2 separate regions of the Homo sapiens genome follow, and region 1 is linked to region 2. A link is an interaction called in ENCODE POLR2A ChIA-PET data of the cell type or tissue named here. Cell type or tissue: K562. All regions are shown on one strand. Region 1 holds the start of LOC105374367 (a long non-coding RNA gene). Region 2 overlaps TBC1D14 (TBC1 domain family member 14).

What was found. Peaks named below come from ENCODE experiments on the same cell type or tissue, not always from the same donor. Only the 100,000 strongest peaks of a DNase experiment are listed, where the experiment ranks them.
Region 1: POLR2A ChIA-PET joins it to region 2 with 7 read pairs; 3 of 35 experiments call an interaction of 5 or more read pairs at or near these places.

The regions. Positions count from the first base shown.
Region 1 is chr4:6,762,143-6,766,142 of GRCh38, forward strand. LOC105374367 (a long non-coding RNA gene) reads left to right here and starts at 1,366. Exons shown (of 2, transcript XR_925101.3): 1 at 1,366-1,570. RefSeq lists an enhancer at 1,519-2,034. In K562, a CTCF peak has its summit at 1,633; a DNase peak (open chromatin) is centred at 1,609.
Region 2 is chr4:6,916,120-6,920,119 of GRCh38, forward strand. All of the region lies in intron 1 of TBC1D14 (TBC1 domain family member 14), which reads left to right. Among named protein-coding and RNA genes, the nearest start is that of TBC1D14, 8.3 kb to the left of the region's middle. RefSeq lists enhancers at 1-637, 638-1,602. In K562, a CTCF peak has its summit at 1,753; DNase peaks (open chromatin) are centred at 209, 652 and 1,692; H3K4me3 peaks cover 975 bases.

The sequences.
Region 1 (4,000 bases), 150 kb before region 2:
CCGGAGGCCTGATGCGGGTGGAAGTGGCCAGCAGCCGGCCAGCTTTGGGGGCTGGGCCAGGCACGGGGAGGGTGGGTGCAGGGGTGAAGTGGGCTCCCAAACTGTGATGGCCTGTGACCAGTCTGTCTAGTGGAACAGGCACAGCTCCTGAAACATTGATGTGCATGGTCTCGCTTTTACGTTCATTTATGTACATGTTAACTATAAATGTATCTTCTGCATCAAGTTATCCACAGCACCTGGCTCTGAGTAAGCACTGAATGAATGTTAGCTATTTTTTCATTGCTCTGATGTGCTACAGTGGTTTTAAAGCATGGCCCTGAAATCTTCCGTACTTATCGCCATGAGGTGTGGGTTCTGGGTCCCTGCCTCTTGACCAGGCGGGCTTGTGACTGCTTCAACTGAAAAATACCAAGGAAGCTCGCCTTGTGTGGGTGGGGGGAAGCTACCTCACCTCTTGCTGTGGTCTGAATGTCTGTGTCCCCCAAAATTCTTATGTTGGAATCCTAACTCCCAAGATGATGGTGTTAGGGGGTGGGGCCTTTGGGAGGCGATTTGCTCGTGAGAGGGGACCCCTGTGAATGGGATTGGTGCCCTCATAAAACAGACACCAGGCCGGGCGCGGTGGCCCACATCTGTAATCCCAGCACTTTGGGACGCTGAGGTGGGCGAATCACAAGGTCAAGAGATGGAGACCATCCTGGCCAAAATGGTGAAACCCCGTCTCTACTAAAAAATACAAAAATTAGCCACGTTTGGTGGTGGGTGCCTGTAGCCCCAGCTACTCGGGAGGCTGAGGCAGGAGAACTGCTTGAACCGGGGAAGCAGAGGTCACAGTGAGCTGGGATCGCGCCACTGCACTCCAGCCTGGGCGACAGAGCGAGACTCTGTCTCAAAAAAAAAAAAAAGAAAAAGAAAAAGGAAAAAAAAAACAGACACCAAAGAGCTCCCTGGCTCCTTCTCCTGGATGAGGAGGACCCAGTAAGAAGGCACCTCTGTGAACCAGGACGCAGGTCCTCAGTAGACACCAAAACTGCCAGCGCCTTGATTTTGGACTTCCAGCATCCAGAATTCTGAGAAATCAACTTCTGTTGTCTGAGTCTGTAGTCTTTTGTTAATAGCCTGAACAGACTGAAACACCTCTCTAGGTTTACTCAAAGAGGAGATGATGGAGGTCCCTTCCTCCCAAGATGCCTACACAGGATAGAGAGGGCGCATGCAGGCAGAGCGAGTGGCTGGCACCATGAGCCATCTCCATCTCCTCAACCTGGGTATCAGCCCTTGCCCCTCCCAGGCCAGCTGCATGTGGCCACTCCTTGTTCCTGTGTGTCCCTTGGCTCACACCCCTTACCACACCCCCTTTTCCTCTCTTCCACAAGCACAACCCTTCTTCAGACGTCCATATACACTTCTCCCAAAATCCTGTGCTTAACACATTGTTACTGAGCACACAGGCGTGCTGGGGCAAGCGACGCCTGGGAATATGAAGCGAACGCCACACACTAGAACGCGCCCTGGGAGCTGGCCTCCGGTGGGGGACGCAGGTGTTGAAGACATAACCGCATGACCGGTGAGTTCATCACGATCTTGCCGAAGGCTATGAAGGAAAGTTCCAGGGGAGGAAGTGCACAGCCTGTGGGCCAGGGAAGGCTTTGCAGAGAGAAAGTGGGTCAGTGAACTGCACAGAGGAAGGAGGCAGGGCTGGTGAGTGAGGGTACGATGAGGACAGGACACACAGCACAGAAATGCTATCCCACAGCAGGGAGACCCACCTAGCCCACCGCCTCTATGCGCCTCTATTCCCCACCCATTTTGTAATTAAAGCCAAGAAATAAAAAATAAAAAAAGAGCCAGCCTGAATCCACACATATGTTCAGAAACAGGCCAGGCACACTGGCTCACACCTGTAATCCCAGCACTTTGGGGGCAACAGAGTGAGACTCTGTCTCAAAACAAACAAACACAACAACAACAACAACAACCCAGAAACGGCCGAAAACAAATCTATGGTGTTAGGAATCTGAACAGGAGTTGCCCTTTGGAGGGGTCGGCTGCGAAGGGGTGTGAGGGAGCATTCTGGGCGTGGGAATTTCTATGTCTTGACTGGAGTGGTTGGTAGCAAGAGTGAACGCATTTGATGCAACTGCATTTTACACCATGTAATTGTACCTAAAAAGAAAGAGAGAGAGAGAGATGGTGGGGAGTGGGGAAAGAGAAAGGAAGGACACGTGGACGAAAGCAAGAGGCAATAAGATAATATGAAATGAAGTGCTGGAAAAAAAAATAAAGGAGTCAGCCTCGTGGCCTCACACAGGTTTAATTTTTCTGAGCCTCAGTTTCTCCATTCATAAAATGGAATAATCGCCTGACCTCCTAGAGCTCCATGGGCCTAGAAGTTTCTGCCCACAGTGTCTGGTAGACAGGGGTACTTGGTCGTCAGTCCCCTCCCTCTGTTCCTTTCTGGACTGCATCATCCTCACCCACAAAACAGGGATGAGGACCTGATGACGGCCAAGAAAAGCCCCAGGTGGCTTCCCAGGGATCTCTGCCTGTGACTGACCTCCCCATTCCTGTTGCCTGCCTTGGCTATATCAATCTTCAAAACATGCCTTTTTAGCCAGGTGTGGTGGCTAACACCTGTAATCCCAGCATTTTGGGAGGCTGAGGCTAGAGGATCACTTGAGCCCAAGAGTTCAAGAGCAGCCTGAGCAACAAAGTGAGACCCCATTTCTACAAAAAAAAAAAAAAAATCAAAAAATTAGTTGGACATGGTGGCAGGCACCTGTGGTTCCAGTTACTTAGGAGGCTGAGGTGGGGGAATTGCTTGAGCCCAGGAGGTGGAGGCTGCAGTGAGCCATGACTGCAACACCATACCCAGCCTGGGTGACACAGTGAGATGCTGTCTCAAAATAAATAAAAACAAAACAAAACAAAACACCTCAAAACATTCCTTTTCGTTTGCTTCCTAGAACTGTCTGCCACCAACTTGTACTAACTTCCGTCTCTCACCTGGGACCGTGCAGCCAGCAGCTCCTCCTGCAAGGGATCATGGCTTACCACCATCCACCCCAATGTCTCGGAGCTGCCTCATTCTGCAGGAGGAGGCCCTTGCAGGGATGGTGGTGGCAACTGCACAGCAATGAACAAAACCGCTTTTTAAATGTCACTAGTAATTCCCAGGATCACGCACAGCTCTAGAAAGCACCGCAGTAACTATTCCTTCTGAACACCTTGGCACAGGAGACCTGGAGTGACCCTACGTGGCTTTCACCCAGGGGGAATCATGTCTGGGGCTAAATACAAGGACAAAGGAGAGAGAAGCCTGGGGGATGTCGGCTGGGGCAGTAGCAGTCAGAGAGCGAAGGGCTTGAAGGTCATATCAAGGAGTCTGAATTTTGTTGTGTACAACACAGAGGGGTATGGGAGACGGTTAAGTGGAGAACTAAGAGAACAATAAGAGACAGTGCACCAGAGATTGTTGCCTCCCCACTATCTGTTTCTCCCTCCTTCCCTTCCAGTGAAACCTTGATTTTATTCTGGCCAGAAATGTGTCTGGCCAAAGACTATATCTCCCAGTCTCCCTTGCAGCCAGATATGGCATGTGACTGTTCTAATCAATGAGACATGGGAGAAATTGATGAGGGTGCCTTGTGGAAAGCTCAATCAAAAGAGGACACAGCTGATGAAAGCTTTTTTTACCCATTTCTTCTTCCTCCTGCATTCCACCTGGAATGAAGATATTATGGTTGGTGCTCCAGCAGTTATTTTGGGCTATGAGGTAATCTCCTCATAGAGGCCAGAAATTAGGTAAGGAAGAGCAAAGAGATAGGTTAGTTGTTCCTGATCCTAGTCCAGTGATCAGTAGCCCAAGGATGTCTGGTAGACCCAAGCAGAAATGCATTTAGCCTTTCACATCCCATTCGGAGTTATCCTCTGACACTTATCCTCCAACATCCTCGTCTGTCAATGTGCCACTATGCTTTAGTTTCTTAGACCAGAA
Region 2 (4,000 bases):
CCATCTCAGGAAAAAAAAAAAAAAGGGATAAGAATCCGGAAGTCAGTGGCCAGAGCTGGGTTGATGGCAGGCTTGGCAGTGAAGGTGAGCGCACCACCCTTTGAGGATCAGATAGGACAGTGGTGCCCCCTTGCCATTGGGGTTTGAAGAGGCAGCTGTCCTGTGGAGCGTCCAGAGAGGAGCCGGGACAGGGAGTGCTTCGTGCTCCAGCCCTGCGAAGAGGCTTCCGGTGGATATCTACACAGACGGCAGCATGACTTCTCCCTGAAGCCACTAAGCGGATTTTTTTCCCCTGTGGGAACACACCTAGATCTCTTGGTTTGGCCTTGTAAACAGTTTCTTTTATGTATGAAGACTTTGGTTAAGACAGTTCCCACTGCTTTTTAAGGAGGAGAAAATCAAGCAGTTGCTTCTAGATGGAATTGTTTTCCAAAGCCCCACGCAGAGTCACTAGCAGAGCCACCCTCCGCTTTCTGACTTGTATTGAAGTGAAGATTGTGGCTCTGGTGGCGTGACAGTTGATTGAATCCCTCGGGGGCAGCTGTCCTCTTTGCTTCCTGCAGAACTGAGTCTTGTGACAGGTAAATACAATTCAGATGGCCTTGTTGCATGGAATGGAAACAGTCTTCCTCTTATCCGTACTTCACATCTTGTCTTTCTCTTGGCCGGAAGGTGATGACTCATCACCATTTGACTTGTGTTCAGTGCCTCCCGTGGCAGGGTGCTGGGTCAGGTGCTGGGGCGTTCCTCCTGTGCCTTGGGCACCTACGGATGCGTACTGCAGTGGTCACTGCTGCAGGGAGATGCTGTCACTAGGACGTTAGTGATTGGGACTTTGGAAAACACCTGTCAAGGCAGGAATTTTCACTTTCCTGACCATCATGTGTTGACAGCGTTCCTCACCATCTGGTCTAGCCCCTAACCAGTGTGTAGGCTGGTCACTGCTCAGCTGCTGGTGTGCACTCTCCGGGAACTTGATGGTAGGGGATTTCTTCCTCGTAGTCTCACCTCCAGCTCTCACCGAGTTCTTGGAACATAATCCAGCTCTCAGCAGATGTTTCTTGGCTGGGACTGTCCCTGGAAGCTGCCCACTTAAGAACTCAGTTGTTGGTAGTAATTAATTCAGCGAGTAGATTTTTGAAACCTTAATCCATGCCAGGCATTTAACCAGAGAATAGTTCCCAGAAATGATGAGAGCTGTGTCTGCCTGCAGCATAGAATGCAGTGGGGAGAGAGACAGGAGAACAGTTGTAAAATAGCTGTTTCAGGTGGGGTGTAGCCAAAAGGAGCCCAGGAGGAAGGAGGCCTGGGAGCTTTCTGGGAGAGGCAGGGAAGGCTTTTCAGAGGAGGTGGCCTTTGAAAGCACCAATTGAGTGTCTCCTTGTGCCACACCCTACTGGGACTCTGAGGCCCCGATGGCCTACCTGGGAGAGCACCTCAGGTGGTGGTGCAGTAGGGCTGAGTGGGCTGGTGGTGGGGGCGGGTAATGGCTGGGGGTGACTGCACAAGGCTGGAGAGGCAGGCAGAGACGGATCAGGAGGGCCCTGTGTGTCGGCTTGGGGAATTCAGGCTTAGTTTGTCTTTTATAAACGTGGACTTGGAGGCAGGCCATCTGCAGTTGGTCGGTCTCCTGGCTGGCGTCCAGAGTCCACCCATTAGCTTTGTCTCAGAAGCACACACCTTGTTTGTACAACTTCCCCTATAAAGGGTATTATCACGCGGTAGGTGGCCTGGAGTGCGGCTTCTGCCCTAGTGGCACGAGGCGGAAGTGCTTGAGGACAGGTCGCCTTGGCCCTTGCAGAGTTTGGTTTTACGGTATGTTGCAAGCGGAAGTACTTTTTCCTTTTTAGGTTTATTTCCCTGAAAACTGACGCCCTGTTCTGAGGTTTAAGGAACTTAACTGGAATTGGGATCAACAAAGACCTCAAAGGTCACTCAACTTCTCCATAGGAGAGGCCACTGGGCTGCTGTCCCTGGCCCCCCACCGCAGAGGAGAGGAGTAGAAAAAGGTTTTCTTTCTCTACTTAAAGCCAGATGGCTTTGGGCTCTGCCAGACCTCACTTCCTTCTTCCTGTGCTTTCTTCTTGGCGGCAATTCAGGGAAGGGTCCTTGGATTGCCATGAATGAAATCCTATAGTTTCACCAAAATGGTTTCCAATTCCAGGCGTGAGTGATGCCTTCTGTTTGCCCAGGCACTGATTTTCCTAGGAAGGATAGAGTTTTTTGTGTTCCTGTTTACTCTGTCATCAGCATTTGCGTTCTAACCCGCATCTCTTTTGTGGCTTACATTCGTGTTTTGCTGTACTAGGAAGTAAAGGGAAGCACACGTTCATTGGGCACCTGCTGTGTGTCAGTCAGGGGCTGGGTTTGCCAATGCCTTCAGCAGACCTTCTCATTTCTTTTGTCCTCAGACCAGCCTGTGAGCTATAGGGTATTGTCCCATCTTACTGCCGAGGAAGAGGGAAGTTGAGGCTCAGAAGGGTTAAGCACCTCATTTGAGGTCGCCTTACTTGGCAAGTGGCAGAGCCAGAATTTCAGCTGGGCCTGCGAGAGGCCCTCAGCTCTGTTTAGCATAGGATTTCCTCTTACATGTGTGGCTTTTTGCTAGTTTGATCTGCTGGAGTGTTGATGATGTTTTGATAATTCTAATGACCTTGACATTGTCAAAGATTAGCTCTTAACTGTGTGCTAAAAATGTTTCTTACTCTATTTTCCTTTTAATTAAAGTGTATGTAGAACTTCCAAATTTGTATATATTTGAATCATCCTGGATTATATCTTACTTTTGTGAATTCTCTTAGAATTCTGTTAGAAACTTGGATTCTTCCCAAGCAGGGGACACACAGAGGGTCTGCAGTAGCCCTGCCTTGGAGGGCTCACGGCTCTGGGGAAGAGCAGCGAGGGCTGTGAAACACTGAAAACGTGTTCACGCGTAGGGAGGCGATGTCCGGATTCTTTCAGATCTTGACCTGAGTTTTTGCTCTATAGGTTGGAGAAACATTTTATTTTTTGCAGCACCTGGGTAATTTCACCTTTTTTTTTTTTTAGACGGAGTTTTCTCTTGTTGGGCAGGCTGGAGTGCAGTGGCATCATTTCAGCTCACTGCAACCTCCACCTCCCGGGTTCAAGCTATTCTCCTGCCTCAGCTTCCCAAGTAGCTGGGATTACAGGCATGCACCACCATGCCCGGCTAATTTTGTATTTTTAGTAGAGATGGGGTTTCACCATGTTGGTCAGGCTGGTCTTGAACTCCTGACCTCAGGTGATCCGCCCGTCTCGGCCTCCCAAAGTGTTGGGATTACTGGCGTGAGCCACCATGCTGGCCTATAATTTCACTTTTGTATTAAATTCTACTTTTGTCTGTATTTTTGCCTTAGTGTAGTACAGTGTGGTTCTAATTTCTAAGAAAAATTGATTATCAATTACTATAACATTGTGATTAAATAATCCTCCTTTACTCACTGGGTCGTATTTCAAGTTTTTATTTTTTATATTTCTTTATATTTATTTATTTATTTTGAGATGGAGTCTCCCTCTGTCACCCAGCCTGGAGTGCAGTGGTGCTATCTCGGCTCACTGCAACCTCCGCCTCCTGGGTTCAAGCGATTCTCCTGCCTCAGCCTCCTGAGTAGCTAGGATTACAGGCGTGCGCCACCATGCCCAGCTAATTTTTGTATTTTTAGTAGAGAGGGGGTTTCACCATGTTGGTCAGGCTGGTCTCAAACTCCTGACTTCGTGATCTGCCCGCCTTGGCCTCCCAAAGTACTGGGATTACAGGCGTGAGCCACCGTGCCCGGCCTATTTATTTATTTTGAAATAGCGTCTCGCTGTGTTGCCCAGGCTGGAGTGCCGTGGCGCTGTCACAGCTTACTACTGTCTTGAACTCCTGGGCTCAAGAGATCTCCCTGCCTCAGCCTTCTCAGTAGCCGGGACTACAGGTGTGCACTACCATGCCTGGCTAATTTTTACTTTTGGTAGAGATGGGGGTCTCACTGTGTTG